Linked DNA regions of Homo sapiens: region 2 is linked to region 1. Evidence: chromatin loops called from intact Hi-C (ENCODE). Cell type or tissue: prostate gland. All regions are shown on one strand. Links, peaks and the distances in the headings refer to the core of each region. The heading gives the core; the rest is flanking DNA.

Region 1 (16,138 bases), core at 3,278-11,277:
GTTTAGTTCCTAACACAGGGAAGATACTAATAAATATTGACCATTTTCATTTTCTCCCTTCTTCACAATCTGTCTCATTTGGGATATTATCCTTTGGATATTGGTTGCTTTTAACTAAGGCCCTGTATAACAAAACTTTTCCAATAATATTTATTCATTTATTTATTTATCTATTTATTTATTTATTTTTTGAGACAGAGTCCTGCTCAGTCGCCCAGCCTGGAGTGCAGTAGTAGGATCTCCTCTCACTGCAAGCTCCACCTCCTGGGTTCAAGCCATTCTCCTGCCTCAGCCTCCCGAGTAGCTGGGACTACAGGTGTCCGCCACGACGCCAGGCTAATTTTTTTTGTGTTTTTAGTAGAGATGGGGTTTCACTGTGTTAGCCAGGATGGTCTCGATCTCCCGATCTCGTGATCTGCCTGCTGCGGCCTCCCAAAGTACTGGGATTACAGGCGCTAGCCACCGCACCCGGCCCAATTATTAATTGTTTATTTTTATTTTATTTATTTATTTATTTTTTGAGACGAAGTCTCACTCTGTTGCCCAAGCCAGAGTGCAGTGGTGCAATCTCAGCTCACTGCAACCTCCACCTCCTGGGTTCAAGTGATTATCCTGCCTCAGACTCCAGAGTAGCTGGGACTACAGGCACACACCACCACGCCTGGCTAATTTTTGCATCTTTAGTAGAGACCAGGTCTTGCCATGTTGGCCAGGCTGGTCTCGAACTTCTGACCTCAAGTGATCAGCCCGCCTCGGCCTCTAAAAGTGCTGGGATTACAGGCATGAGCCACCATGCCCAGCCAAAACTTTTTCAATAATTTTTATGAACTTTCCACTTCTCACCAAGTATATGAGCGTGGGGAGGGCTGGGAAATCTAGAAACTGCTCTTTAATTAGTTTGGGGCTGGTATTGACAGCACATTTCCCAACTTCCATTTTCTATCCCATGCTTCCTGCTTGTCATGTACTCTGTTCCTTTACACATCCCTAGAATTCAAGAATGGAAGAAGCACTTGTCAGGAAAACCATTTTTTCTTACCTCCAACATTGGAGAGTTTTGGCTTCCAAAATGAGAATTTCTGCCTTCCAGAATTATTGTAAAGTTTACCTATGCCCTTTCTTATAATCCCCTTCTTCATTTTTTCCCAAATGCTATGGTCCAAACGAGTCTAAAACTCTAAACCCTGTTAAAGTCCTGACCCTAAGGCAATGATATTAGGAGATGGGACCTTTGGGAAGGTGATTAGGTCATGAGGGCAAAGCCCACATGAATGAGATTAATGCTCTTATTAGAATAGGCTCAAGGGACTTCTTTTTTTCACCCCTTCCACCATGTGATGGCTCAGCCAGAAGTCACCATCTGTAGACCAGCAAACGGGCCTTTACCAAACACCGAGTCTGCTAGTGCCTTGATCTTGGACTTCCCAGCCTCCAGAACAGTGTGAAATGAATTTCCGTTGTTTATAAGCAACCCAATTTAATGGTATTTTGTTATAGCAGCCTGAGCAGGCTAAGACACCACAAGATAAGGAGAGACTAATCTGATTGGTGATATAGAAAAGTACTGAAATAGCTCAGCTCCTCTGGGCTTTCTCTTTAGGGCTGCCTGCCTACAAGCCAAGCTGCCCCTTAGCTCCAGCTTCCATGTGGTATCCCATATGGTCTGGTGGGTCACACAGTGAGAAGCAGAATATCTACCTCCATTCAGCTGCCTGAGTGTGTGCTTGGCAGATCCAATGTGGCTCTTTCTATGGGTCTCAAGAAATCGACTTCAGGCAAAGGAGAAAGGCCTTGATTTCAGCCATAGACCTATTCTCCCTTTCAGCATTTTTCAGCAAGAAAGCAGATATTTGGATCTCAATGGACTCTTGTGACTATTTCTCATTTGGCACCTCAGAGATCTCAACACCTCAGAGATCTCAACTAGTGTGAACAGGATTTAGTATGACCTCATCTCTTCTATTCCTTCTCACTAGTGTATAGTTATTGTGGGCATATTATTAGAGGAGGACTTTAACCATGAAGTACCCGCAGTCCAACCTCCCTCATTCTCCCAAGGAGAATGATGCTTGGAAGATATCGAGTCACCCATACTCACATGAGTAGTCAGTGTCAGAACCAAGGCTTGGAACAAACCCAGGTACTCTGACTCCTGGTCCAGAATTCTTGCCAGAGTGTTATGTTGCCTCTTCTTGGCTAAGTAGAATTCAAAGCAGATATGTGCTGGTGGACAAAATTCTCTGGACTCTCACCTTGGGTTCTGGCTCTCTCCTAGGTTTCCATTCTGAGTTTGATGTGGATCCAGTTATTACTAGCTTCTGGTCCTCTTATCCCACCTGGGTGTGAAAACTGCATGCACTACACATCTAGGTATCCCCAACTTGTCTGCAGGCCCCAGGAGAACTGAAGTGTCATAAAATATGATTCTTGAGCCTTCTAACTCAAAACCATCTTGTTGGAAGTAAGGCTGTATAAGTTTTGTATAAAGCATGTAGGGTCAGTTCTAACAGTCCAGAAATTTTATAACATCAGTGTATTTTCTAGGTCTAAGCTCTGTGGACTTGTCTTATTCTTCTTCTTCTTTTTTTTTTTTTTTTTAGTGTTTTCTTTTCTTTTCTTTCCAGCTCTTTTTTTTTTTTTTTTTTTTTTGAAGTGGAGTTTCACTCTTGTCACCCAGGCTGGAGTGCAATGGCACGATCTCGGCTCACTGCAACCTCCGTCTTCCGAGTTCAAGAGATTCTCCTGCCTCAGCCTCTCGAGTAGCTGTGATTACAGGTGCCCACGACCACGCCTGGTTAATTTTTGTATTTTTAGTAGAGACAGGGTTTCACTGTGTTGGCCAGGCTGGTCTCAAACTCCTTACCTCAGGTGATTCATCCACCTCAGCCTTCCAAAGTGCTGGGATTACAGGCGTGAGCCACTGCACCCAGATTTTTCTTAGTGTTTAATGTCATAAAGTCTAGAACTCCCTAGAATGACAAATGTGCTGTGGCAAATGATATTTCACATCAGTCATTTTGACTTATTATTTCCAAATGAAGCAGGATTGTCATGAGAAATACATATCACTGTACAATGGGTATAACCATAGTTGAATACACTGCAAATCTAAAATCACGTGTTTTTCAACCACTCTAACAAAGGTAAAGGGGTAGAATCATTGGGAAAGTATCCCTTATGTAACTCACAGGTAAGTTGTATCTCTACTTTCAGGTCCTGACAACATATGCTTGATCCCAGCTTATTGGACAGCATGAATAGAGCTGGGACCTCTGTTGTCTGAAAGGGAGGGAAGACCCAGGAACCATGAGCAGGAGAGGTGACTGGTTTCTGGAAGGCCCAGGTGATAGGGACTTCCAGAGTGTGCGGGTGGGCATGGGTGTGCTTGGTGGTGAGCAGAACATGAAGGTGGGGCACATGGCAGGGCTCTGTGCTTCCTTTCATGCCTTGGCTTCCTGGAAGGTCTTAACTGGCAATAGCCATCTTCAAAGAGAAGTGGCTGCTGCAGCCCTAGTGCAGTGAGACCCGAGACAGAGCCTTCAGTCCACCAGCCTGAACGACTGATATTTAAATGTCCTAATTAGAGATTTGTTTCTTTATGAGGATGGTATATTTTGAAAACATTAAACTATTTTATTTGTAATCCCCCTCGTCTCCCATTATCATCCCCAGCAGCTTAATGGACCAGACAAATGCTACCTTTTAAAAAGGAGTTATAACCTGAGAAAAGCCTCTATCAGGTAGAAAGGGGCAGGGGAAAAAGGTCCTTTTGTCTCGGAAAACTATGAAAATTAAGCAGTTAGCATGGATGTTCTGATCTGACCTTCTGGGACAAAATCCTGGAGGAAAGAGCAATGAGATGGGTTGAGGAGAAATCCAAAAGCGGAGAGAGTTTATACTCCACTCTTCTAACCAGGAAATCCATGATTCCTGTAGCTCATTAGCAGGCAAGCTGTATCTCCCACTGTAACTGCTGGAGGAGACCACCACGCTTGGTGGCTCCACTGGACCAAGAAGCCTCATGAGCAGAATAAAAATGGTGGCACAGCACAGTCTCCAACTGGAGAAGACTAAGTTGGCATTCCTAAGCTTCCTTCAGCAGCCTGAACACCCAAAGTGCCCAGGAGTTCCTGCCAGTTCTGGGGCTGCAGAACGTAGATAATGAGGCTGGCCTGAGTTTGCCATGAGAGAAGGAAAGAGACTTGGGCATAGGGCTGCAGGGCACGCCACCTAGGCTAGGGAAGTGACTGACACTCAGGTGTCACAAAGTCAGTGCCTCAGGCCTGACCAAGCTAAGATTGAAACAGGTTATCTGGCAGTTTGCCCGCAAATACAGCTGCTACCATTTCCTCTTCTACCTAGATGTATGAAGACAAGGAGTCTGTTTTCCTTCCCCTTGAATCTGGCTGACACTGCACCTTGTTTTGACCAAAAGATTGTGGCAGAAGTGATGTTATGTTGGTTTGAGGACATAGCCTGGCAGATTTTACTTTTGTTCTCTTGGAAGCCAGTTACTGTGATGTGAAGAAACAGGTTACACTCCTGAATGGTAAGAGGATGTGAGGAAAAAGACCCTGGAGGGGTCCAGCTTGGATGTTCTAGCCCCAGGCAAGCTCCCAGCTGAATACAGCCATATGAGTGACATCCACTCCATCTTGTGGAACAGAAAATTTGCCCAGCAGAGCCCAGTCAATCCACAAAATCATGAGATGTAATTGTTTTCATTGTCAAAATGATCGTTTAACCCACTAAGTTTTGAGGTGGTTAGTTATGTAGCGTAAAGTAATTATAATAAACAAAAATTCATCTGTCACAGATTTCATCAGTGGGATCCAGCCCAACCAGAAATAAGCCCATCGCAGTAGTAGAAACCAGCAAGGATCCAGAGAACAAACAACCGTTGAGTCTGAGGCCCTCTCTCCTCTACCTTCATGTACCCATGCACTATTTTGAGAAGGAGCAGCAGGAGGGGAAGAAAGAAGTTAGAAAAGCTGGTGTGGTAGGCAGAGTCATGACCTCCAAATATGTCCACATCCTAATACCTATAACCTGTGAAAAATTACCATACGGGATAAAGGGCAATTAAAATTGCTGATGGAAAGCCAAGCACAGTGACTCTTGCCTGTAATCCCACTGTGGGAGGCTGAAGTGGGAGGATCTCTTAAGCCCAGGAGTTTAGGATCAGCCTGGGCAACATGGTGAAACCCTGTCTCTACAAAAAATTAGCCAGGTACCACTGTACTCCAGCCTGGGTGATACAAAGAGACCCTGTCTCAAAAAAAAAAAAAAAAAAAAAAGGTAATTGATGGAGTTAAGATTGCTAATCAGCTGACTTTAAAATAAGGAGACTAACCTGGATTGTCCGGGTAGACTCAGTATAATCACAAGAGTCCTTAAATGTGGAAGAGTCCGTTCAGAGAGGAGAGATGTGAGAACTCTACACACTGTTGCTGGTTTTGAAGATGCAGGAAAGGACCATAAACCAAGGAATATGAGGGGCCTCTGGAATCTGGACAGTGCACAGAAATGGATTATCCCCTAGAGCCTCCAGAAAGAGACATAGCCCTGCTGACATCTGATTTTAGCCTAAAGAGACCCATTTTGGACTTCTGAACTATAGAAGGATAAGATAATAAATTCATGTTGTTTCAAGCCACTAAGTATGTGTGCTTTTTTGTTTTTGTTTTTGTTTTTTTTTTGCAACAACAGAAAACTAAAAGAGGTAAATTGTAAGTGATTAGATGATTGCTCCAATTAAGACTATCTTAAGATAGAAAAGACTGAGATGGCTTTAAATAGCAATTTTAGGAGTTTTTCTTCATAGCACCCAGTGTGGGAAGGCCAGAGAGTTAAGATTAGATCTTTCATGGGAAACAAAAATTTACTTTTTTGATTTTCACACTCTTGAGTATAGTGAGTTAAATTTGGGACCTGTTGGACATTTGTTCTGAAACTTGATTTTCTGTTAAAACAAACTGTCCTTGGAAGAGTCACACATTAAACTTTTCAGAATGAATGAGTTTATCTGATTGCTTCTGAACACGGGGCTTGAGTGAGGGGAGAATGGAGGAAATAGTCAAGCCTTGAGCATCCAGATTCCTGGGGTGGGGAGGAGTGGGGAGGAGGTAACGAGGCCAGGTAATTCCCAACTCCAAGGATGTGGCAGACATCATTGCTGTCCTTGAGCAGAGCTGTTATCAGTCCCACACAACGCCTCTCTTTACGAACAGTCTCAGAGGCACCATAAACTCTGCATCATGTGGCACTGAGTGCAGGTAGGAGTTCATTATGCCCAACAGCGAGACCAATCGCTTCATGTTACCTAGGGCCCTCACATTCTCATTGTTTTTTTCCACTGCATTTCAGATACCTGTGGTTTCAGCCCTGTAATTGGAACATCACATTTCATCATTGGTCTCTGGTTCTCCAAAGTAAAGGCTTTTTGAACCAAAAGTTAAAATATCAGCTTCCCGTGATCATTATCATCAATTATTATTCTTCACTCTTGAGGTGATACTTAACCATACAATGTTAGAAACACCATTGAATAAGTACTAATGAAATACTTCATAATAATACCACATCATTATTGTAATGATTACCAGGGATTTGTCATTCCTAAGACACACAAATATTTGGGGTATTTCAAGGCAACTACACAGGTCCTTGGATGCTCTTGAGTTCACTCTTAATTGTTTAGAATAGGGAGTGAGGGAGAAAGCTGGGGTAAGGAGGGGAGGGAAGCAAATCAGAGTTAGGTGATTGCTAAAGTCCCTGGGAGGCACAAGAGTGTGAGCTCAGGCATGAGACTACATAAACGCGGTCAAAGTCACTCTAACATTCTGTGACTCTGGGAGGTTACTTACCTCTCTGTCTATATAAGAAAAAAGGTGGGTGCAGTAAGAACAGTGCCTGCATCATAAGACTGATGTGATGATTACATAAGTTAATTCATATAAACACTCTGTTCTAAGTAGAAAGCCAATGCTTGATGAATATTAGTCATTTTTATACAGAACCCCAAAGTTGAGAAATCAACTCTTTCACAAGAACACAGATATTTTCCTCACTTACTGCATTTTACTAACTTCAAGATCAATGTTTCATTCACTTTGATTCCTTCCTCACGTGAGCTTGGTGTCCAGTTCCCTGCATATCTGGAGTCCTTGGAAACTTCTGAGAAGATTGATGCTGTTTCCAGGTTCCCTTATCAGGCCTCTGTTTCTGTTTCCCAACTGCTGCCTTTCCCCATGTGGTTCCAATACCAAAATATTTAGTCCATCTGTCCCAGAGGGTTTGGACTTTCTCTTCATTTGTGCTTCTTGAAATAATATGCTCCTGAGGCACAGACTGTTCCTTCATCACTAAAAAAGGTCAAGCATTTATTAGTCTGTGTATAAACATGACAACAAAGGAGTCCTTGTAAAAATGGAATGTTCAGCTTGGATAGAACACAGAGTAGTTCCTCTTGAATCTGGCAACTTCCCTTGGTTTTCATATCCTTTAAGTACACCATGTTAATATCACTGTTTCTTTCTTGAATTCCCAAGCCTTCCTTATAAATCCCCACGAACCCTTTGAGGTGCAAGTTTATTCATTTATAGAGCCTATAAGTACAATTTCTTTTTCAATTCAAACACATTAACAGGTTGTTCAGATAAACCAATTCTTTTTTTTTTTCTTTTTTTTGAGACAGGGTCTCACTCTGTCACCTAGGCTGGAGTACAGTGGCACGATCATGGCTGACTGCAGGCTTCACCTCCTGAGCTCAAGCAATCTTCCTGGCTCAGCCTCTTGAGTAGTTGGGACTACAGGCACGCACCACCACACCTGGCTATATATATATTTTTTATTTTTAGTAGAGACAAGGTCTCACTATGTGCCCCAGGCTAGTTTCAAACGTCTGATCTCCAGCGATCCTCCTGCCATGGCCCTCCAAAGTGCTGGGATTACAGGTGTAAGCCACCACACCCGACCCAGATAAACCAATTCTAATACTATGGATGGAAGGTGTACACTCCTGTGTGTTACACAACTACTTATCATAATAAAGGAAAATGACTTTGCTTTGCCACCAGCTGCCATTTCACACAGATGTGGCTCTGATCCCCTTGAGCAGCAACTCCTGGAAGCCCAAATTCTGGTTCATTTTCTTCTTGCTCTTCAGATGACACTAACCAAACACAGAGCTCTATCACCATGGTTTTCCCATTCCTCATGGAAGCCAACCACTGTCTGCATTAGCCTGTTCCCTTCTTAAGCCTGATCCTTTTAGACATTATATATCATCTATCTTTGTAAAACATAGCTTCTGTTTCAGAACTAGTAACACAGTCTGGGTTTAAAAAAGTTTTCATACTTCCATGTTGTCTCTATAAGCTGTTGTGAGACTTCAATGTACATAGGGCCCATTAAAACCAGTTTTTTCAATCCGCATTCCTTTTCATGCTAAGAATGTCTCAATATGGGAGCATTCTCTTTTTTTTTTTTTTTTTTTTTTTTGTCTTTTGAGACAGAGTCTCGCTCTGTCGCCAGGCTGGAGTGCAGTGGCATGGTCTTGGCTCACTGCAACCTACCAAAGTGCTGGGATTACAGGCATGAGTCACCGCGCCCGGCCAGGAGCATTCTACATGATCAATAGTGTTGTTGGTGTTCTTGTCCTTTTTATTTATTTATTTTTTTGAGAAGGAGTCTCGCTCTGTTGCCCAGGCGGGAGTGCAGTGGCACGATCTCGGCTCAGTGCAGCCTCCATCTCCCAGGTTCAGGTGATTCTCCTGCCTCAGTGCTCACTACCACCCCCGCTCCCCACCCCCCATCCAGTAGCTGCAATTACAGGTGCGCACCACCATGCCTAGCTAATTTTTGTATTTTGGAGATGGGGTTTCTCCATGTTGGTCAGACTGGTCTCAAACTCCTGGCCTCAGGTGATCCGCCCGCCTCGGCCTCCTAAAGTGCTGGGATTACAGGCATGAGCCACCGTACCCAGCCTGGTCTTCTTGTTCTTGTTCTTTTTGTTCTTGTTTTGGCTCTCTCTTCCTCCTTTTCCTGCCCCACTCCTCTTCTTCCCCCTTCTCTTCCCCCTTCTCCCCTCCTTCTCCCTTCTCCCCTCCTTCTCCCTTCTCCCCCTTCCCCTTTTCCTTCTCCCTGTTCTATTTTTCTTCTTCTTAACCTGACTTGCCTTTTTGTCCAGAGCTGGCCAGGAAAGCAATGAGGCTTGGAAAAAGATCCACAACATGTTGGCTCACTAAATACTTACTTTACCGCTATGAATTTCTCTGGTGTATGGCAGGAAGTCACGTGGTAGTATATTTTTAACTTGATGTCAACTTGTATTATTTTGTAAATACATAAGTGAATATCAGCCCTGAAATTTAGTGGCCTATCCTTCTCACAGGAAGTACAAAGTACATTTCATTCAAGTGAATGAAACAAACATCTGCTTTCAGGGCTGGCCCCAACTTACTTTTCTAGTTTCTTCAACCATATGCCCCTTGACTTCCCCAACACACACACGCGCACACACACCCCACCACTACACAGCACACACACACTGCTGTTGGCACATCATATTTTTCCCTTTCCTCTGAGCTTAGGACAGTTTTTGAGCTCCAATTAGGGGAATGAATGAATGAAATGAGCTGTGCAATCACGCCCTGCTTTTCTGGTCATCTTTTCCCTGCCTTTTGGACTATCTCCCTTCCCACTACCCCATTTTTATGGAGGAAGTTTCTATTCATCTTTCAAGGCCCAGTTTGCTGCTGTCTCTTCTTCAATCCTCACTCAGGATTACTCTCTTCTCCTCCTTCTACTTACAGGGTTTTCCTTCTTCAATATCACTCCTGCTCTGCCTTTGTTTGCCTTTTTTTGTTTGCTTTTCCTCTTCTCTCCTTACAGTAAAAGTTTCTTCATGGTAGAAAATGTCTTTTTCATTTCTGTATCTCCCAGTCGAGCACAATGGCTGCCATAAGATAAGCGCTGAGATGTTTAATGTCTACTGGTAATTGAGCTCAGAGAGGATGACTTTCAAATTCCAGGCATACAGTACAGTGGAAAGTGTCTAATACCCAAGAAACAGGATGCACAGTGGGAGTTTACATATGGGCACTCCAATGTAGATACCCTGTAGTCACTCGAATCTATGGGTCTGGAGCTGAGGCGAGATCAAGACTAGATATATAGAGTCAGGAGTTACCAGTGTAGCAGTGAGAATTAAAACCAGGGGAGTGGGTACAGAGTGAGAATTGAGGAGGGCTGAAGAAAGTCAACGTTTAAGGGTGGACAATGGATGGGACCCAGCAGTGGACTCTGAGAAGGAGTGGTTTGAGAGGTGAACAAAAAGAGAGTAAAGTCATACAAGCTAGGGGAGGAGTCAAGTTCAAGAAGGATGGTGGTGACTAGGGTTAACTGCTACAGTACTAGGGCAGCTGCTAGATAGAGGTGCAAGGTCAATATAGGCTTTTCAAAGGAGGGAAGTGTTGCTTTTCTTTCAAAGGTTCTTATTTTCAAGGTTGAATCAAATATTTGATAATTAAAACCTTAGGGGTCTAGGAGCTATAGGAACCAAACTCTCAGACAATTATAAACCTCATCAAATCTCACCAGGAAAACTATATTCTAATCTGGATTTCCCTGCTTCTCCCTATAAAAGGCATTACAGGAATATGACAGAAATTTTGTTCACAGCCTGTGACTACCTTAGAGTAATTGAGGATCTTTAAACCATATGTCCTCCGTAGCTGGTGAAGCCTTGTCTTCTTGTGGGGTCACTGGGAAAGGGTTCCTAAAGAAAGCCTTTGAGAGTGTGAAGAATATCATTAATCACCACTGAGCCTCCAAGAGTAAGAGAAAAGTAGCACTTAAAGGCAAAAGATGCCTCGAGATAGGCATTTTAATTTTTTGCCATGATAACAATCGTTATCACAATTTAATTTATATTTATTTGCATTTGCATTATTTAAATTGAAAGAAAATATGACCTTCTTTCTGAAATAGATTAAATTAGTATCAGTACAGAAATGACTACGTAATATTTTTCTTTTCTTATTTTATTTTTGGAGTAGAGAAGCAACCCATCTATCCATTCTTTCATCTGGTTTTTCATACACCTATCCATCTATCCATATATCTATCTGTCTGTCTGTCTCCCCAAATCATTTTAAGTCCCCCTTATGAGCTTTATGTATTCTGTAAGACCCTAAACCTGTAAAAACGAGCAGGACCAGATCAACATAGTCACCATTCATTATATATGAATTTGATCTAAAACATCATTCAAATTAAGTCAGGGATAAGGAGATCATTTAAAGATAAAACCTAAAGATATGCCTTAGGAGGCATCTCTGTACTTCTTCAGTGTACTAATGCTCGCTGGCATTATTGCTATCACTGATAAATGTCAAAGGGGAGAGTGATATTTTTGGAGTTGATTTTTTTACCCTATTACAAAAATAGATTATAAACACACATATGTCACAGAAAGAACTTAAGCTAATATTTCTATATAGGGACAAGCATTAGCATATTTTTAAAGTTCACAGTTACATTTCTGTTGTCAGTTATAATCGTCTCTTGGTTTGAACTCATTATTTTAAGATAGCTATCAAAAATCTATTGGTATAATGTAATCTGCTTAAATTTCACAAGTGTGTGAAAATTTTACAGTCAAAGAGTTCCTAAAGGAAGCTGTGTAATTCAATATTTTCATATAACCATCTTCATAAAGGCACAGAGCTGACTTAAACCAACAAAGGATAGTCCCTAATAACAACAACATAAAGCTATAATTGAACTCAAATTCATGAATATTTTATTTTTAGATAGTTATTTTCCACTCGGACATTAGTCTAAATCAGTATTTAGTTACAATTTACACTAAGCATATGCTTTGGAGGAAGACCATAGATAAAAAGCAAAGTATAAATGAGTCAAAGTTACCCATATCATCATGACACTCTACCACAGGTCCCTTTGCTCCTCTTAGAAGGCAGCTTAGTACCTCCAAGGTTGGAGAAGGCACTAGGTTTATCTGGATTTCTGCTCAGAGAAGTGAATGATACAATGTTTTACATGAGAATCTTGGAGAAAGCTAAGATTTCTCCAACCTTAGAGGGGATTCCCTTTCTAGAAGCCCCTTGCTTGCTGTGTTGGCAGTTGGAATGCCATATTATACAATATACTCGCTTTATTTAGTCAAGGAGACTGTTGAGGCAGTGTCAAACAGCAGGTACAAGAGCTGCAGGAGCTCTTATTATTCATCACAGTTTGGCAGCCTGATGGGTAAAGACAAGTATTGGTGGGATACTCAGGTCACAAACTTCTTTTTCCCACTGCACTTGCAGGGTATGCATTAGTCAGCTCTGCTACTGTAACAAGCAACCCCAAAATCTCAGTTACAACTACAAATACTTATCCTGGATCTGGAATAAAGAAGACAGGTGCATCAAAACTGGCTTTATGTCTTCTTCATTCCAGATCCAGGCTGAAAGAGCAGTCCATTTTGGGGTATGCCATTCCTATGACAGAGAGAAAACAGCAAGAGAGCTGGTGGAATACAATCACTCTTAAAGATTTGGCACAGATGAGGCATAGTCAAGGTCACCCACAAGGCCTAGTCACTCACGTGCCCAAGCCTGACATCAAAGGTGCAGAAATTGTAGACTCTCCCATAGGAGGTACTCCAAGAGAAGGAGAATAGGGTCTGGAGGCAGGGAACCTAAGGCTGATTTACCCTGACTTCCTAGAACTAAATCAAAAGGAAAAGCCTGACTTTCCACACCCAAGTAACAAAAGGATGAGAGGCTACTGCCTTTGCAACCCCCTTCCCCGCTTTTCCACATGGTAGATGAAAAATTGAAAGTACCTCTGATTGGTCCCCCCTCACAACCAATCAGACTGATCTTGGGCCAAGTCTTCGTTTGCATAGGAGTATAACTCTATAACTTCATTTCAGCCTCTGATTGGTCACTTTCCACAACCAATCAGACGTTTGCATAGGTTGCAACTTTGTAACTTAACTTCAGCCTCTGATTGATTGTTTTCCTTAACCAATTGGGCTGATCGTGGGCCACTACTTCATTTACACAGGATGTACACCAAATAACCAATGAAAAACCTCTAGAGGGTATTTAAATCCCAGAAAATTCTGTAACCAGAGCTCTTGAGCTGCTTGCTCGAGCCTGCTCCCACTCTGTGGAGTGTACTTTCATTTCAATAAATCTGTGCTTCTCTTTTGTTGCTTTGTTTGTGCATTTTTGTCCAATTCTTTGTTCAAAATGCCAAGAACCTGGATACCCTTCACCAGTCACACAAGTCTGTGTAATCTGTCAGAATGGGGAGTGAGTTGCTGGAAACAAAAACACAATCTATGTTCCTTGCTGCAGCCCCTACCCAGTTCTCCAGCCTATTCCTTCAAGCCCCTCCTCTTCAATGCCAGCTCAAGGAGGGTAGTTTGGAGAGCTCCATGGTGAAGGACTGTGCCCAAGAAGTGGGGCTGCAGCAGCTGTTGTTGCCATTCATCCCTGCTTTGTTCTCAGCGGCCTCTAAGTGCAGAAGGCGGAATAAATTGGCAAGAACTGAAGATGAGTTGGAAGGCAAACAAGAGAACTGAGAGCTTTCTCATTAACTAAAGGGGTCATTGAGATAATGCTTGAGGCAAGAGGCAGAGTGACCTTTAGGTACTTGGCTGGAGGGCTGTCCTGAGAGAATGGAATGAAGCTCACCCCTTAAAGCCATCATCCCCTTCAATTAATATTTACTGAGCACTACTAAGACACTGACCCTGTACTCAGAACTGTAAGCTTTCCTGGGTTGGAAAAGGCTCTGACTAATTTGCACATTAAAAAGCACACAGACAGAGGAACCCACCTTTTTTTCCCTTTCCCAGTCACCCTGGGAGAGACCGTCTTCTCTTCTTCATTCATGTGTGGAATCCCAATTAAGCGTAGTAAACAAAGGAAACTTCTTACATTGTGATTTTCCTCCCTCTTCCCTTGTTTTATTTGCAGTCTGGATTTATTGCTCAAGAATTACCTCCTTTAAGCATCATCCCCTATTAGCCAGAGAGATAAAAGCCATAAAGGGAAGGGAACTCCTTCAGTTCTCTTTGCCAGTTGTGAGACAGAGCAGCTGCGTTTACAAGGGGAGTTGACATCTGTTGACTGAGCCGAGCCTGTCCTGCCCCAGCACTGTGCTCATGCTTGGAATGCAAACTGCAGCTATCAGAGACAGCGCCGGGGTTTAATAACTGCTTGAGCCCAGAGCAAATCTACTTGGGCACTAGAAAAGAAATTGTATAGTTTTAAAGCAGATGTATGCTCTTAACGTGGTTGGCTTGTAAAGCAATAAAACTTGGGGTTTTTCCCCCCTTAGCCTATCACAACTCTTAGAATAAACAGTGTACTTAAGACAGGGCGATTCTATCACAATTCCATGTAATATTTAGTCCATATAACAAGATAAAATTTGAATTAGCATCACATATAGAAGGCATTTCATTTTCTCACATACAGTACAATATTAAGCGCAAACAACATATGTCTCCATGGTTATAAACAACAGCGTCATGTTTGCAAAACAGATCCTATATGTAGAACGTCTGTAAATGGGAGAAAATATGGGGCTTTTGTTGGTTAAAATGATGTTAAATATTTCAAGTCGCATGATCTTTATAAGAAACATTTTCAGGGGCCAGGCGCGGTGGCTCACGCCTGTAATCCCAGCACTTTGGGAGGCCGAGGCGGGTGGATCACGAGATCAGGAGATTGAGACCAGCCTGACCAACCCTGATGGGGTTTAGTAGTGAAACCCCATCTCTACTAAAAATACAAAAAACTAGCTGGGTATGGTGGTGCATGCCTGTAATTCCAGCTACTCGGGAAGCTGAGGCAGGAGAATCACTTGAACCCGGGAGGCAAGGGTTGCGGTAAGCCGAGGTCGCTCCACTGCATTCCAGCCTGGGCAACAAGAGCTCTTTCTCTGTGACCTTGAAAAAATCAACTGGTCTGAGCCTCCATTTCTTCACCTGCCAGAATAAGGATGTTGGGCTAGATCAAGGTTTCTTTAGGTGTATTGTGAGGAACATTATTTCTGAGGAAATTAATGGGAGTAATTTTTTAAAAATTATTTTTGGCTGGGCACGGTGGCTCATGCCTCTAATCCAAGCACTTTGGGAGGCCAAAGTGGGTGGATCTCCTGAGGTCAGGAGCTCGAGACCAACCTGGCCAACATGGCAAAACCCCACCCCGTCTCAACTAAAAATACAAAAATTAGCCAGGCGTGGTAGTGGGTGCCTGTAGTCCCAGCTACTCGGGAGACTGAGGCAGGAGAATCTCATGAACCCGGGAGGCGGAGGTTGCAGTGAGCTGAGATCGCGCCACTGCACTCCAGACTCCAAACGGAGTCTTGCTCTGTTATATTTGGAGGGTACAATGCAGATTTCTTACATGCGCACATAGCATACTGTCGGAGTCTGAGCTTTTAGTGTAACTGTCACCCAAATAGTGAATGTAGTACCCAATAGGTACATTTTCAACCCTCACCCCCCTCCTGCCCTCCCACCTTTTGGAGTTTCCAGTGTCGATTATTCCACTCTGTAGGTATGTATGTATGGACATGTGTATTCAAGGAGTAATATTTTTAAAAAGGCATTCCATGGTCAAATAAGTTTAGGAATTGTGACATTAAACAAAATTAAACATATTTCTTTATTCAGAAATTTAGTGTGCTAATAATATTCACCACGATGCTCCAAGAGGGAGGCAGAGTATGCATTTCCCTTATTTATTTTACCAAAAGCTTTTTCTTGTAAAACGGTTCTCAGAACTAGTCCACACACTGGACTTTAAAGACCCTTTAACTTATGACATTCTATGATTCTATTGCCTTTTTATTCTGCTTATCTTTCCAATTTTTCTCACCTATTTCAGGAAAAGACCTACTTGGGCTTTTGAATTCATTCAGAAGGTGAAGTTTAGTTTGTTCCTCATTTCTTTCATCCTTTATTCTTTTTTCTCCTACAAATTTTTTATTTTGAAAAACTTTAAGCCCTCAGAAAAGTTGGAAGAATAGTACAATACGTATATATTCTTCACTTAAATTCAACAATTGTTAACATATTGCCTCAGTTGCTTTCTGTCTCACT
Region 2 (16,138 bases), core at 4,725-12,724, 58 kb before region 1:
ACTAAAAATACAAAAATTAGCCAGGTGTGGTGGTGCACACCTGTAATCCCAGCTACTCAGGAGGCTGAGGCAGGAGAATCGCCTGAACCCGGGAGGCGGAGGTTGCAGTGAGCCAAGATCATGCCATTGCACTCCAGCCTGGGACAGAGTGAAACTCCGTCTCAAAAAAAAAAAAAAAAAACCCAAAAAACCCCAAAACCAACTAAACAAAAAAACACTGACCAAATGCTTAGCCAAGTAGACTTCAAGAGTGTTTCAGATTAGCTGGGCATGGTGGCGGGTGCTTGTAATCCCAGCTACTCACGAGGCTGAGGCAGGAGAATCACTTGAACCAGGGAGGTGGAGGTTGCAGTGAGCCCAGATGGTGCCACTGCACTCCAGCCTGGGGCAATAAGAGTGAAACTCTGTCTCAAAAAAAAAAAAAAAAAAAAGAGTGTTTCAGGATTCAGGATTATGTGACTTCTCACATTAAGGATCATCTAGAGCAGAAGACCCAACAGAGTTGGTAGCTCAAAATAATTTGCTCTAAGAACTTTAAAAATTAAAAATAATATATGATTTACTACACAGTTTAGTTGGAAATAAAATATCTTCATGAAGAGAGTGGTTTAGTGATATCAACCCAAAAGGCTTTCAGAGGGGCAACATCTAAAACAGACCGTCACTTCTAATGGTGTGTCCAATTAACTTAGAAATATCCTTGACATTTTTCCTCTGGGAAGAAAGACTTTGGGTGACAGTTTTTTTATGTTACTGTTGTTTGGGGTCGTGGAATTTTTTCTTCTCTGTTTTCAAGCCTTTAAGCAAAAAGAAATGGCCTTGAACCTAAGCACTGGAGCTTTATACCTCCTTACATACGTGTAGCTACTTTCTGGGTCATTGCACTTGTAGGTTCCTTTTTTTTTTCTTCCCAAAGTCATTTTGATAGCTCATCATTTAAAAACGACTGTTCTCAAAGGCTTCTTCCAGTTGTCTTTTAGATGACTGATTACAATCAGAAGAAGAAAAAAGTAAAATAAACTTTAAAGGGGAAAAATCCAAACCATTTACATCAGTGCCATAAAACTATTTTAGAAAACTAGCTTTCTATATTTTAATGCTTTCCATGTCTGAGGCATTTCTCCAGACTTTGGTGCTATAATTGTAACACCATCTTGACACTTCTACTTTTAAGCCACAAAGTTTTGTCTTTTCCTTTTTCAAAGAAAAAAAAAAATGTTGGAGCCAAGTGACCACTATGCATACTCATGACTCAGGTAATGGAGGCGCAGAGAAAGGTACACACTGAACAAGCAGATCTATATCCTGTGTTTGTTGATGGCACGTGGACTGGGGAAGGTGGCCAGGGCACTGAAGAAAGCAGAATGACTGAAGTTTGGACCTGTTCTGACAGGGCACTGGGGACACTGCCTGTAGGGAAGCCAGCAGGGAAGTTTCCTTTGTGGAATTTAGAAAAATGGGCCCCTGCAGGCATAGGAATTGACCCTTTAGACCTGTTAGAAAAAAAGCTCTTTTTTCCCCCCAAGTTGTTGCAAAAGGATTTCAGCCTAGATGTCAGCCCTTGCTCTATCCCTGAATCTGGTGCTCTGTGCAGGACACAACCCGTAAGATCACAGGCTGCAACCATGCCTTCATGGCAGCCTTGTAATTTACCAGTCCTTTGGCTGTCCCACCCCAAAAGGGGCATTTGTCTAGTTCATGTTTGAACCATCCAGAAATGACCTTCCCTACTCAGCCTCATTGTGACAGGAATTTTGAGGCATAAGCAGCTTGCTTTTTTTTTCTTTTGAGATGGAGTTTCGCTCTTGTTGCCCAGGCTGGAATGCAATGGTGTGATCTTGGCTCCCTGCAACCTTCGTCTCCCGGGTTCAAGTGATTCTCCTGCCTCAGCCTCCTAGGTAGCTGGGATTACAGGCATGCACCATGACACCTGGCTAATTTTTTTTTTTTTTTTTGGATTTTTAGTAGAGACGGGGTTTCACCAGTTGGCCAGGCTTGTCTCGAACTCCTGACCTCAAGTGATCCATCCGCCTAGGCTTCCCAAAGTGCTGGGATTATAGGCGTGAGCCACCGTGCCTGGAGCATAAGCTGCTTTCTGTGCACATAGTTTGGGACTGTTGAAGAAGGAGATAGGGAGAGATGAAGATAAACAGGCTCATCTTAAGACCTTTAAAAAAAAAAAGGAGTCAAAAAAAAAAAGCTGCAGTAGGCAGAGCTGGGAAAACTATTTATAACAGATAGAAAAAAGGAAAATCATATTTACTAAATGCTTCTCACGTGCTAGATATAGTTAAATGCTTTATTTATTTATTTATTTATTTATTTATTTATTTATTTATTTATTTTTGAGACAGAGTTTCAGTCTTGTTGCCCAAGCTGGAGTGCAATGGCATGATCTCGGCTCACTGCAACCTCTGCCTCCCGAGTTCAAGCGATTTTCCTGCCTCAGTCTCCCAAGTAGCTAGGATTACAGGCACGCACCACCAGTCTTGGATAATTTTTTGTATTTTTAGTAGAAACAGGGTTTCACCATGTTGGCCAGACTGGTCTCAAACTCCTGACCTCAGGTGATTCCACCCACCTCGGCCTTCCAAAGTGCTGGGATTACAGGTGTGAGCCATCGCGCCTGGCCAGGTGCTTTATTTCTTATAAATATTACCTCTTAATCGTCAAGAAACCCTAAACATTAGATAGTGTCTTTATTCTTCCAATGAGTAAAGAATCTAAATCTAAAAGAGAATATGTAAATTGCTTAAAGTCACTGGGCTAGTAAGTGGTAGAGTCAGCCCCCAGATATTATAACTCTTAATGACTAGCTTTTTCATTTCTCACAAACTGACACTTCCTGTCCCCAGATCTGACACAGGTGACCTGGGTCTGGATGGTGTGACAGGGACTACTGGCTACCTTCCAATATCCATTGTCTGTTTCTTTTTATTTATTTATTTATTTATTTATTTATTTATTTATTTATTTTTTTGAGACGGAGTTTCACTCTTGTTGCCCAGGCTGGAGTGCAATGGTGCGATCTCGGCTCATTGCAACCTCTGCCTCCTGGGTTCAAGCGATTCTCCTGCCCCAGCATCCGGAGCAGCTGGGATCACAGGCGCATGCCACCACCCCCAGCTAAATTTGCATTTTCAGTAGAGACGGGGTTTCTCCATGCTGGTCAGGCTGGTCTCGAACTCCTGACCCCAGGTGATCCACCCGCCTCAGCCTCCCAAAGTGCTGGGATTACAGGCGTGAGCCACCGCGCCCCGCCCTGCTTCTTTTTAAAAGCAGAACTCTGATTTTAGCTGAACACGTGGCCACTTAACTAACAGACTACATGTTCCAGTCGCCTTTGCAAAAGGTCACATGACTTATTCTGGCCAATGACATGTAAACCGAAGTGTGTTGTAGAACTTCCTTGAAGTTCCTTAAAGGCAGGACATGCATCTCCTTTGTCTCTTGTTAGTGCTACCTAAAATATGTATATAATCTTGAGCCGTAATGTTATCTTAGCAATAGAAGTTAAATATGGCAGAACAAAAGATGGAAGTAGGTTGGGTCCCTGACAAACTATCCACTTCCAAACTTCCTTTCTCTTTTTTAAATATTTATTTTATTTTTAATTGAGAAACAATAATTGCATATACTTGTGGGCTCATGTGGAATAATCAAATCAGGTTAATTATCATATCTATCATGTCAGATGTTTATCAGTTCTTTGTGGTGAAGACAAAATCCTCCCTTTTAGATATTGTAAAACGTATAGTACATTATTAACTATGTAGGTTGTGCATTGCACAAGGGCATTTTCCCTGAGAAAGGGGCACTTGTCTTCTAATATGCACAAAGGAGCTGTCTGATGACCAAGCAATTGCCTACAGTTCTACGTCTGCCCAGGCACTGTGTAGAATAGCTGTATACTTGTTTGTGACAGTAAGACTTTAACCTCTACTGATCTTAGTTTTCTCACTGGTAAGTTCCCAGGACCTGTGTTTTCTTACCTAAGCTAAGAACACTGGAATAGATAGGTTTAGGTTCTCCACAAGGTCTAAGAAATTCTGTCCTATTTTCTCTTTACAGAGACTCTGTGACCACTCAATCTAAAACAGTCACCCCTCCAGAGCCATTCTTTATTATACCATTTTATTATCTTCGTATATCTGGCCATTATCTGGATATGTTCTGTTCATTTATTGTTTACTTGTTTATTGTTTGTCTCCCTCCATCCCACACCATTCTAGAATATGAGATACATGAGAGTAGCAATCTTATTTGTCTTGAACATTGCTCTCTTCCCCATCACCCAGAGGTCCTGGTACATAGTTTCCAGTAAGTATTCATTGACAAATGAATGGATAGTTTTGATAGCGATATGAAATATTTTTTAAAATTTCACAAATACAAAGTACTATTATTAGCAGTAATTTAGGGTAATTTGTAAATGTTATGTTACTCTCATCAAGACCTTTGCTTTCCTTTATGCCACCTATCACATTTACCATGGAGACTTTTAAAGTTTACAAGGTAAGAAGATGATAAAAGAGAAAGACCGAAGTGCCTGTGTATAAATGAAGAACCTGGTGGAGGTGTCTTAGCTGTTATGCTATGCCTGAGTTAAAACAGCAGTTATGTTATTTTGCCCATTCAGAAACATCGTTTTAATACACATCTGGAAGGCCATCAGTTCAGGCTTTTTGCCACAGTAGAAGAAACCTGTCACAGAATAACCAAGAGATCACTGCTTTGCTCTGAATATAGAATGGAAACACACAGGTGATGAGTGAACCATTCTTTGTTTCGTGTGGGGAATCCTCCAGGCACATTCCTCATTTCGAGAAAGGTCAGATTTTTCCCACTCCCTGTAACCTTTCTCAAGTAGTCAGGCCAATCAGAAACTCCTCTTCCATCCCAGCTGCTGCGTCTGTTTCACTGGCCTCACAGTCCAGGATCCATGCTGGCTTGCTACTTGTGGAGCAGTCAGGGTACGAATTTGTTTTTTTCCTGAATGCTAGGCCCTAGTGGCTAGGGTCATCCCTTTTTAAATGACAGCTTTCTTTTGATTTCATATAGGTACCCTGTTCAGGCTTAAGAAGAACAAAAAATAAAGAGGAAGAGTTAGAAAGGAAAAAGGAAAACCAATGAGGGGAACGTTTGGTCATGACTGCTGCTGCTGTGAAATATTAAAATGCCAATGACATTATCCTGCTCATAAACAGAATAGAGATGCACAAGCAGCATTTGCAGCGTGTGATAAATGTCCTTAAAAGTAAGAAGGTGTAAAAATGAAATGAGATAGAAGACAGAGCAAAAAGGAAAAGCATAAGATGCAAATAAACAGCAGAAAAGAAGCCCTTCCGATCACTCACATAACTTGTTAAATAACATTTTAAAAACAGAAATGGTCGAATACAACTTCATGTCTTCAGTGTCTTGAACCTTTAGTTAGAAAAAGTGCAGGCCGAGCATGGTGACTCACGCCTGTAATCCCAGCACTTTGGGAGGCAGAGGCAGGCAGATTACGAGGTCAGGAGTTCAAGACCAGCTTGGCCAACACAGTGAAACACTGTCTCTACTAAAAATACAAAAATTAGCTGGGCGTGGTGGCATGTGCCTGTAATCCCTGCTACTGGGGAGGGTGAGACAGGAGAATTGCTTGAACCCGAGAGGCAGAGGTTGCAGCCAGCCGAGATTGCGCCGCTGCACACCAGCCCCGGGCGACAGTGCAAGACTGTGTCAAAAAAAAAAAAAAAAAAGAAAGTGCAGATGTACTGAATATGTAATACTAGGGATGGTTCTTCTAAATAAAAATGCTGCAGGTTCATATTATATTAACTTAATAAAGTGAATTTTTGAAAAATAATGTTTTGGCCATTTGATCATTTTATAAGATGTAATGGGATACAAAATAAATTTCTAGGTTAGAAAAGCAACTTTTTAATAAGATTAACAAAGAACACATGTAATAAGTCCAAGGTGAAATACTTAAAAATACATTAATTTGCTGGGCACAGCGGCTCATGCCTGTAATCCCAGCACTTTGGGAGGCGGTGGGGCAGGGAGGGAGGTGGACCATCTGAGCTCAGGAGTTTGAGACCAGCCCGGCCAATGTGGTAAAACCCCGTCTCTACTAAAAATGCAAAAATTAGCTGGGAGTTGTGGCAGGTGCCTCTAATCCCAGCTACTCAGGAGGCTGAGGTAGGATAATTGCTTGAACCCAGGAGACGGAGGTTGCAGTGAGCAAGCCTGCGCCACTGCACTCCAGCCTGGGTGACACAGCAAGACTCCATCTCAAAATAAATAAGTAAATAAATACATTGATTGGTTTTAAGACATGCTATTCCAAAATATGGCGCCTTGGCATATTAAATATATTTAAGATGAAGGAATTTGAGAACAGCAGAAGCAGGCAGGTTACTCTCACCTTCCCCGAGCCCCTCCCCCTCCCTGAAGGAGGTCATAAAACCTAGGAAGGTCACTTTTTGACCTACGGGCGTTTCTCCCCTGAAGCAGGTCATAAGAACCTCATGTGAGAAGTGCCCTCCTGATAGCTGGAGGGAAGGAACATCTTTATCTTTGAAGACACAGGGACACAGAGAAGAGAATCTGAACAAACAGGCCTTACTAAGATCCCCCAGTTTATTATTATTAGATCATTTTTTTTGTCCTCTAGTGATATTTCTCCACAATTGACTACTCTTCATCAAACCTAAGCATAAAAATACACAAGTTTCTTTGTTACGTCTTCATTTCCTTATGAATGAAGCCCCCCCCGTCAGGTATAAGATATTAAATACATTTGTGTGTTTTTCTGTTGTTAATGTCTTTTGTTATAGGGGCCTCAACCAGGAACATAGTGATGGATGAGGAAGAGATATCTCTTTTACCCTATAACATTGTAGGATATGCATATATCAGAAGCAGTAATGTCTTCAAATAAAGAAGACAAATGAGCAAATTCATTAATTAGAGTTTCATTAATAGTTACATCTTAGGATAGCTATTTGTTTACTTAAATAATATCCTGGATCTTGATTAACATGTGAGTATATAAAGATATTATTTGAGCTTTTGTTTCTGCTTTAAAAATCTTTTATACATTCTTTGAAAATGATACCACTCACTAATGCTTATTAATGATAGAATTAAAAGATAAAAACAATTCAAAAATGGCTAGGAGTTAAAGTCTGTGACAATGTGGTAAGGTAAAAATAAGATCAGACTTTGAAATTAGGTAGACCTAGGTTATATTTTGACTCTACCACTTTTTTCCAAAGTCTTTAATAATATATTTAAATTCTGAGCTTTGGCTTCACCACCTTTAAAATGGGGAGATTAATACCACCTCACACAATTGTCAAAATTAGCACAATGTATTTGAAAACATCTTGGTCTCTGCTGAATACACCAGAACTCAAGAAATGATATGATAATGTTCCCAGCTTACCTGCTTAGGAAACAAGCCTGTGCTCAATTTCTGCATGCAAAATACTCAAATTTAAAATAGTAACCACCTTTGGATTTTCTGAAATAAACCTAAAATAAAAGGCATCCATGAGGGAAAAATTAAGACTCAATTTACCATGGGATGCATACTTACAAAGAAGGTTATAAGTCTTTATTTTTACTTATGTATTTATTTATTTTTACATTTTTTGTAGAGCTGGGGTCTTCCTTTGTTACCCAGGCTGGTCTTGAACTCCTGGGCTCAAGTGATCCTCCCACCTCAGCCTCCCAAATTGCTGGGATTACAGGCATAGCCACTGTGCCCAGCCTTAGTCTTTAGAAGTCAACAAAAGCCAAATACTGAACTCAAATGTTTCCTCTGAGGCTTGAAAAGTTTTAGAAAATATACAAGTCATGGTATCATGATATCATGATAACTATCATGATTGCTATGTAGACATCAATTTTCTAGGTTTATAAAAATGGGCTAGGTTCAGCAGGGCTCAGACTGAGCTGGTAAGATTGGCTTCTGACTCACCAAGCTCTTCTCTCTAAAATGACTGCTATTTCATGAATTTAAACAAGTGCCACAAGTGCTCATTTCCATGTGTGACATTTTTGATAAACTTCCAGGTTTTAAACTGGTTGAGAGAGCCAGATTACAAGCCAAATTTGCTTAGTGTGAACAGTGAACTAACTCCAACATAGCCCCTCTCAGACTTTCAGTGAAATTCCTCGAATATTAGCCAATTACTTTAGTGTGAACACAACTAGCTAATCACTTTTCAACATATATAAAAAGTATAATGGGTAGAAAAGGGAGTTATTTGTAACAGAAAGATCTTTGGAGGAACCCAGGAGTGAATGGAGCCTTTTAGAAGCTCCAAGTAACAAAACAATTATGGTGTACCACCTCATATGTAATTCAAAATAAAGACTATTCCAAATCATATAAAAAGAATAAGGAACTCTAACAAAATTCTGATTTTTCACATGATGATGACTATAGAGGTCTTTTTAAAGAAATGGCAAATGTTAAATTTAAGACATTTTTTCCCTCTGTTTCCCTTGCTTTACTGAATGATGCACCAAGTTGTCAACTGCCAACTCCCCAAGAAGCCACCAGAATAATCTGTTGATCAAGTGCGGCTGAGTTTGTTGAACCTCCTGCAATGAGGGAGAGCATCACCTTGACAGAGTTCTAGGATTATCCCAGAAAGGGAAGACAGAAGCAGAAATACATAGGGTGTAGGGTGATCTTTTTTTTTTTTTCTTTTTTTTGAGACAGAGTCTGGCTCTGTCACCCAGGATGGAGTGCAGTGGTGCAATCTAGGCTCATTGCAACCTCCACCTCCCCTCAAGCCATTCTCCTGCCTCAGCCTCCCAAGTAGCTGGGATTACAGGCGTGCACCACCATGCCGGGCTAATTTTTGTATTTTTCATAGAGACAGGGTTTCACCATGTTGACCAGGCTGGTCTCAAACTCCTGACCTCAGGTGATCCACCCTCCTCAGCCTCCCAAAGTGCTGGGATTACATATGTGAGCCACCGCACCCAGCAGGTGTAGATCTGATGGACACAGCAATGAGAGGGTCCTAAAGCAAGTCTTGATAAGTGCATAGTTGTTTGATAAGAGAACTATTTGCCCAGGTAAGTGAATTTATTGCCCTGAGAAGAGGGCCATTTGCCCACATGAGCAACTTTCAAATAAATTGATTTTCAGGAATTTCCTGACACAAACAGTGAAATTATTTATTGCTCTACAAGTTTATCTTCCTGGGCAAGAATTTACTAGAGCAAACAGTAAGTCATGTTGCTACAGGTGGTCTCATTTCTCTGACCTGATAGCTAAGCTAATGGAACCAATTCTCATTGTCTAACATGGACTTGAACACTAGCAAAAGCTCAACATTAAATAAGATATTGAATTAGGAAAAAAAGAGGGGGAAGTATGGGGCCAGTCAACAAAGGAATGTGAAAAATAATTTCAAGGAGGCTTGGATAGTTGCCTGCCTTCTCCAGAACAGTGGGATTAAAGGACTTCAAAGTTCAACTTCTGCCCCAAACTGTCCAGATACACCTAAACTCATAGAAGCAGAGTTCTCTTCCAGGGAGAGAAGGTTCAACTGCAACTTATGTAGACCTGATGAACCTATTTGACTGGTCTAAGATGCTTAGATCTAATGGTGTGTTCCTCGAGGGCTGAATCTGCTCGTTCAATTTTGTATCCCTAGCCTAGGACACAGAGACATTAAGTCCTCAATTCATGCAACTGGAAATGAATGAGACTATACTAAAGGTAATAGATTGGCTCTGAATGGGGAGGTAGGTAGATCATATATAGGTATAGATTTGCCTGGTTGATAAAAAGCCCGTGTTTAAGAAGCTAAGCATTAACCACATGGGGAATTTTGGACTAAGAAAAGACCATGAAGATGCTTAAAGGACACAGAAACAGATGAGATAAAGGAAAGAGCAGAGAAGAAGAGGAGGCACCTGATAATTTAAAAATCTTGTATTTACATAGCACTTTTTAATGTATTTTTATTTATGTTATTTTATTGATCTGTACAACATTCTTGTAAGCAAAGTAGAACAAGGATCATTATCACCATTTTATGGACAAGAAAGTTGCGGCTCAGAGATGGTTAAGTGTCTTGCCCAAGGTCACAACACTAAAATTGCAGATGGGCTCTTGGGCCTAGATCTTCTAAAGCATTTTGCAACTGTTAAGATTTGGAAGCAGAACTAAAACTGTGAAAAGAGTGAGAGAAGTGTTTCTCTTTACCCCTCCAACCATAAGGACCAAGGTTTGCCGAGTTGTAAGTTCTGTAAATAGACAAGAGTGTGCTGTGAACTGTAATTGAATGGGAACTGCCAATGGAGTTGTCAGACCCTGTACACTGTGCCTGGGTGCCCTGAACATAGCCTCTGAACCACCAGAAGTCTACACTGCCATCATTTAAGCACAGATGACTGTTTTTATGCCAAAGTCCTGCGTGGCCACGTGTTTCCACAGGCAGCAAAATTTTAGTATCCCTGTCTGGCTGGGCTTAAGTTTTTGGCAAGAATTCCCTCTTCCCTTGTGAACATCTTGGAAAGCTTTTAACTGAGCACAAAGATGTTTATTTTGAGAAGCAAAAGGGACTAACTAAATACGTCCAAAACCAATCTCTACCTCTCCCACCAGATGATCCTTACTTTTATCATGTAAGATATTTTGCTACCTCCACCATCTAATAGGCAGAGTACACAGGTGATACTATCGGGACTGCTCTGAAGAAAATGGTGACTTCTAGCCCTGGAGAGGTATTAAGAGTCTAGGGTGAAAAAGCATTGAGGGAAGTAGAAACGGACAGCAGTGGTGGTTGTAGGAGGGGAAGAGTGGTACTGTTATGAAACTGAACAACCAAACGTTATGTGGGTGCCCCCCAATTGCCCGATTATTTCTCAAGTATCTTTTTGGAATGGTTTTTACTCTGGTTTTAGAAGGAATCATGTCCACACATAGAATATAATTTGGCAGGCCTTAATAATAGTGTCAAATATCACATGGTCAATAACTTTTGGGGCATGTTGATATAAAATCGTGTCATTTTAGAATTATAATATACCTTAGGGTAACTGGTTCAAGTTTCTCATTTGAGAGATGAGGAAACTACGAATCAGAAAGTTAATTGACTCTCTTGAGGTCATACATACTTCAGTGGTAAACCTAGGGTTGTAAGGCAAAACTCTCGATTTTTGTGGTTATTGCAGTGTATTGTGAAATAGCTTTTCTGAAAGCTAACATTTCTTGTTTTTATTTTTTATTTTTTTTTCTTTCCACACTGAGTTTCTCACTCTTTTAAAACGCTATCAAACTTCCCTTCCAGTGCGTGAAGGGACCTAACAAAGAAAAGGCTGAAGTTAGCACAGGGAAAAGTACCTCTTCTAAAAGTTTGGCTCAGGGACACCAACTTCAAAATTTCCCTTGAAGTATTTAATAGAATTATGGTAGTTGGGGGGCAGGGGGAGTGACTTAAAATGGAGAGAAAAGGCCGGGCATGGTGGCTCATGCCTATAATCCCAGCACTTTGGGAGGTGGAGGTGGGTGGATCACTTGGGCCCAGGAGCTCAAGACGAGCCCAGGCAACATAGCGAAACCCTGTCTCTACCAAAAATTGCAAAAAATTAGCTCGGCATGGTGGTTCATGCCTGTAGTCTCAGCTACTCTGGAGGCTGAAGTGGGAGGATCGCTTGAGCTTAGGAGGTTGAGGCTGCAGTGAGCTGTGATGTTGCCTCTGCACTGCAGACTGGGTGACAGAATGAGACCCTGTCTCAAAAAAAAGTGTGTGTGTGTATGTGTGTGTGTGTGTGTATTGGAGGTGGTGAATGAATGTCTCATAAGTGAGAAGACAGATCCCTGAGGGTCTGGGGACAAATGAAAGCACACTGGTTTAGATCAAGATGAAGTCTGAATTTCTTCATAGTGAAAATTGCAAAAAATTTATGATTAGGTCCTTGAAGTTACTGTTTGTCTCAGCTAAACAGAGCCCTTTTTGAGGTATTAACTGGTATTAGAGAGAATAACATCACTAACCCCAACAGATGGTGTAAACTTATAAATCAGTCTTATCTGGAGAGACAGAAGATCAGTATGACTTGGATCAATGCTACCTTTATTCTTCTAGAACAAATGAATGTGTAGAGGCCAAGTGGGATAGGATGCCTCTGGGATCCCTCAGTACTTGTAAGTTCTTACACTCTTAATATTCAGTTTTCCCAGTCCTTGACTTTGTCCTTTATGATTGTACCAAGCACCATAGTGCCTTTGTCACCAAGTTCCATGATTTAAAAGTAGATATTCTGGGTTTTTTGCCAATACTAGGCAATCTTGGTTGCATTTCTCTAAGTACATTTTATTTTTCCTTTTCAGGTCCAAAAGATACTAAATTTTCCCCCATAATTACACTAGACAATTTATCTCCTTGTTTTTAAAAAAGCAATAGCCATTGGATATTATGTTTCTCCTTTGCAATGGTTTGAATGTGTCCTCCAGATTTTATGTGTTGGAAATTAAATTCCCAAATTCTTATGTTGATTAGAGATAGGGCTGCCTTTGGGAGGTAATTAGAATTAGATGAAGTTGGTCGGATGCCGTGGCTCATGCCTGTAATCCCAGCACTTTGGGAGGCCAAGGTGGGCAGATTACTTGAGGTCAGGAGTTTGAGACCCGCCTGACCAACATGGAAAAACCTCGTCTCTACTAAAAATACAAAATTAGCCAGGAGTGGTGGCACATGCCTGTAATCCCAGCTACTCGGGAGGCTGAAGCAGGAGAATCGCCTGAACCTGGGAGCTGAGATCATACCATTGCACTCCAGTTTGAGCAACAAGAGCAAAACTCTGTCTCAAAAAAAAAAAAAAAAAAAAAAGGGCCAGGCGCAGTGGCTCACGCCTGTAATCCCAGCACTTTAGGAGGCCGAGGTGGGCTGATCACGAGGTCAGGAGATACAGACCATGCTGGCTAACATGATAAAACCCCGTCTCTACTAAAAATACAAAAAATTAGCTGGGCGTGGTGGCGGGTGCCTGTAGTCCCAGCTACTCAGGAGGCTGAGGCAGGAGAATGGCATGAACCCAGGAGGTAGAGCTTGCAGTGAGCAGAGATCATGCCACTGCACTCCAGCCTGGGTGACAGAGCAAGACTCCATCTCAAAAAAAAAAAAAAAAAAGAATTAGATGAAGTCATCAGGGTGGGGCCTCCATGGCGGGACTGGTGGCTTTGTAAGGAGAAGAGTGATCTGAGCTCGCGTGCTCCTGCCCTCTTGCCATGTGATGCTCTCCACCATACCATGATACAGCAAGAAGGCCCTCACCAGATGCCAGCACCATGTTCTGGGAATTCGCAGCCTCCAAAACCATATGCTAAATAAACTTCTTCCTTTTATATATAAAGGGAATTTATATATAAATTACCAATTTGTGGTATTCTGTCATATCAAAAGAAAATGGACTAAGACACTCTGCTCCTAAGAGGATACCAGTTTGAGGGTCCTTGTTAATAGTGCTGCTGTTTGCAAATTGTTATTTTGTTTTTTAGCAGACTTGTTTACTTCCTGAGATTTGTTCTCTGAAGCTGACTCCTGACTTCAGCTCAGATACAGAGAAATTCTGATAAGCCAAGAATCAAAGCAACAGACAGAAGAAAATGGTTGCCTATCTTTTAGATCTAAAAGACAGACAAGTTGCAGATCATTTAAAAGGGAAAGGAGAAGCAGCAGCAAAACAAACTGCCACACTGATTATGATGGAAAGTTACCAAAGTAATTAGGGTACTGATCTTTTGTTCTCCCAGGCAGCATTCTCAAAAGTCTTGAGGACTTTTTTGTTCTTCACTTGGCTAAATGTAGAAAAGTTTCTTGTTTGACTGTAATAATGTTTCAGTTTTCTAGGTAGGAGGTGTTTTTCCTGATTTCTAATAAGTATCAAATTGTTGTAATTACATTATTTGCAGTTTATGCTCCTCAGAACTTGTTAGGGCTTCTTCCTTCCTCTGACACTGAAACTTAACTTTCAAAAATTGTTCTTTCTTTTGATATCCAAGGAAAATAATTTGAATGATGATGCTACAGTGGTTTGGACTTTTAGGTTCCTTTTTCTCTTTGGATTACAAGGTTGACACTTAAAAAAAAATCTATGGGCCAGGCATGGTGGCTCACTCCTGTAATTCCAGCACTTTGGGAGGCCGAGGTGGGCAGATCACCTGAGGTCAGGAGTTCGAGACCAGCCTGGCCAACATGGAGAAACCCGTCTCTACTAAAAATACAAAAATTAGCCAGGCGTGGTGGCATGTGCCTGTAATCCCAGCTACTCGGGAGGTTAAGACAGTAGAATCGCTTGAACCCAGGCGGCGGAGGTTGTGGTGAGCTGAGATCGCACCATTGCACTCCAGCGTGGGTGACAGAGTGAGACTCCATCTCAAAAAACAAACAAACAAAAAACACAACTATGACTATTGTGGGCCTTCACAACTCTGAGACATCTCAGAGTAAGTTGACAAGCTTTTGTTGGCCAAAGAATGGGAGTTCCCTAGGACATCTGATTCTGTGAAGCTGTTCAGTAAGTTGGGAATTTTATCTGGAGCACAAAGTACCCAAACCCATTTTTTAAGTTAAGAAAGTGTGGTTTTTAAAAAAAATAGATTCACAAAATCTTAGACACACTTCTATGATTTGAATGTTCGTATCCTCTCCGAATTTTATGTTGAAACTTGCTTCCCAATGTAACAGTATTAAGAGGTGGGGCTTTTAGGAGATGATTAGGCCATGAGGGCTTCACTTTCATGGATAGGATTAAGGCCTTTATAGAACTTGAAGGAATGGGTTGGTCCCTTTTTGCCTTTCCATTTCTTCTGCAACATGAGGACACAGCATTCATCCCCTCCAAAGTGCCCAGCAACAAGGCACCATCTTAGAAGAAGAGATTGGGCCCTCATCAGACATCCAACCTGCTAGTGCCTTGACCTTAGATTTCCAGCCTCCAGAACTGTGAGAAATAAATTTCTATTCTTTATAAATTACCCAATCTCAGGTATTTTATTATAGCAGCTGGAAGAGACTAAGACACACACCTCCTTCAAAAGCTGTAGCCTAATTCCTCTCCCTTTGAATGAATGTGGGCTGGACTTAGTGAACTGCTTCTAATGAATAGAACATGGTAGAAGTGATGTCATGTTATAGCCAATGCTAGGTTATAAAAAGGATTATTTCTGCCTGGCTCTCACTCTAGTAGATCACTTGCTCCGGGGAAAGTCAGTTGCTAGGTCATGAGAGCACTCAAGTAGCCCTGAGAGAGTCTATGTGGAGAAAATCTGAGCCCTGCCCCCAAATCCAAGTCACGTGTGTGAGCCATCTTGAAAGGGGATCAAACCTTCAGATGACTGCAGCCTCAGCCAATAGCTTGATTCTAGTCCCATGAGAGACCCCAGGCACCCACTTAAGCTGCTCCAGAACTCCTGACTCATAAAACTGTCAGAGATAATAAATGTTTATTGTTGTTTTAAGCCACTAAGTTTTGGGGAAATTTGTTATGCAATAATAGATAATGAATACAGGCAGCAATTAGCAGAGGATACTGTTCTATTCTTGAAACCCTCTAAATGAAAATAACAATTAATGTACAATCAGATAATTATTTTTCCCCAGCTATTTACATTTTATTCTCATTCATTTGAATCACAGAAATTCCACCAAAAATGCTCAGAATCTCTACTTTTCCTTGCATCTGTACACATTTGAAAGGTTGATATGTATTATTTGCATGTGAATGCACGGATGTGTATGAAATAGGAACACCAACAAATAATAATAATAATAAAAAGAAAGGAAGAAAACTGAAAGTGAGGTACAAGAGGTACAAGCCCCCTATTCTCTTTAAATATTTTATACCTTTTATCTTTTCTGAAATACTTTTTTGTCTTGGAGAAAAAGCTTCCAAGCATGCCGATTGCTGTGGCTCAAGGTCCTAGCTTACTGTAGGACCTCTTGCTCCTTAAATGAATTTCTGGTAAGTCCTCATCTTTTGCCCTCTGACAAAAGTATCTTCTATGGCACAGATCTGAGTGTATCACCTTTTCACTTAAAAATTTTCAAAAGTTACTTATTGTATACTAGATTGAGGTCTGTCATTCCCCTGTAACACCCACCCCAATGCCTGCCCC

What was found. Peaks named below come from ENCODE experiments on the same cell type or tissue, not always from the same donor. Only the 100,000 strongest peaks of a DNase experiment are listed, where the experiment ranks them.
Region 2: a loop joins it to region 1, with 2.5 times the contacts of the local background. A loop is called at or near these places in 4 of 110 quality-filtered maps.

Annotation. Positions count from the first base shown.
Region 1 is chr4:128,651,702-128,667,839 of GRCh38, reverse strand. No RefSeq gene overlaps it. Among named protein-coding and RNA genes, the nearest start is that of LINC03140, 89 kb to the right of the region's middle. RefSeq lists an enhancer at 14,779-15,278. In prostate gland, for the core only: no CTCF peak of the experiment used is centred there; DNase peaks (open chromatin) are centred at 4,319, 6,829 and 7,339; H3K4me3 peaks cover 1,039 bases; H3K27ac peaks cover 6,381 bases.
Region 2 is chr4:128,710,845-128,726,982 of GRCh38, reverse strand. No RefSeq gene overlaps it. Among named protein-coding and RNA genes, the nearest start is that of JADE1, 91 kb to the left of the region's middle. RefSeq lists an enhancer at 7,609-7,778. In prostate gland, for the core only: no CTCF peak of the experiment used is centred there; no DNase peak of the experiment used is centred there.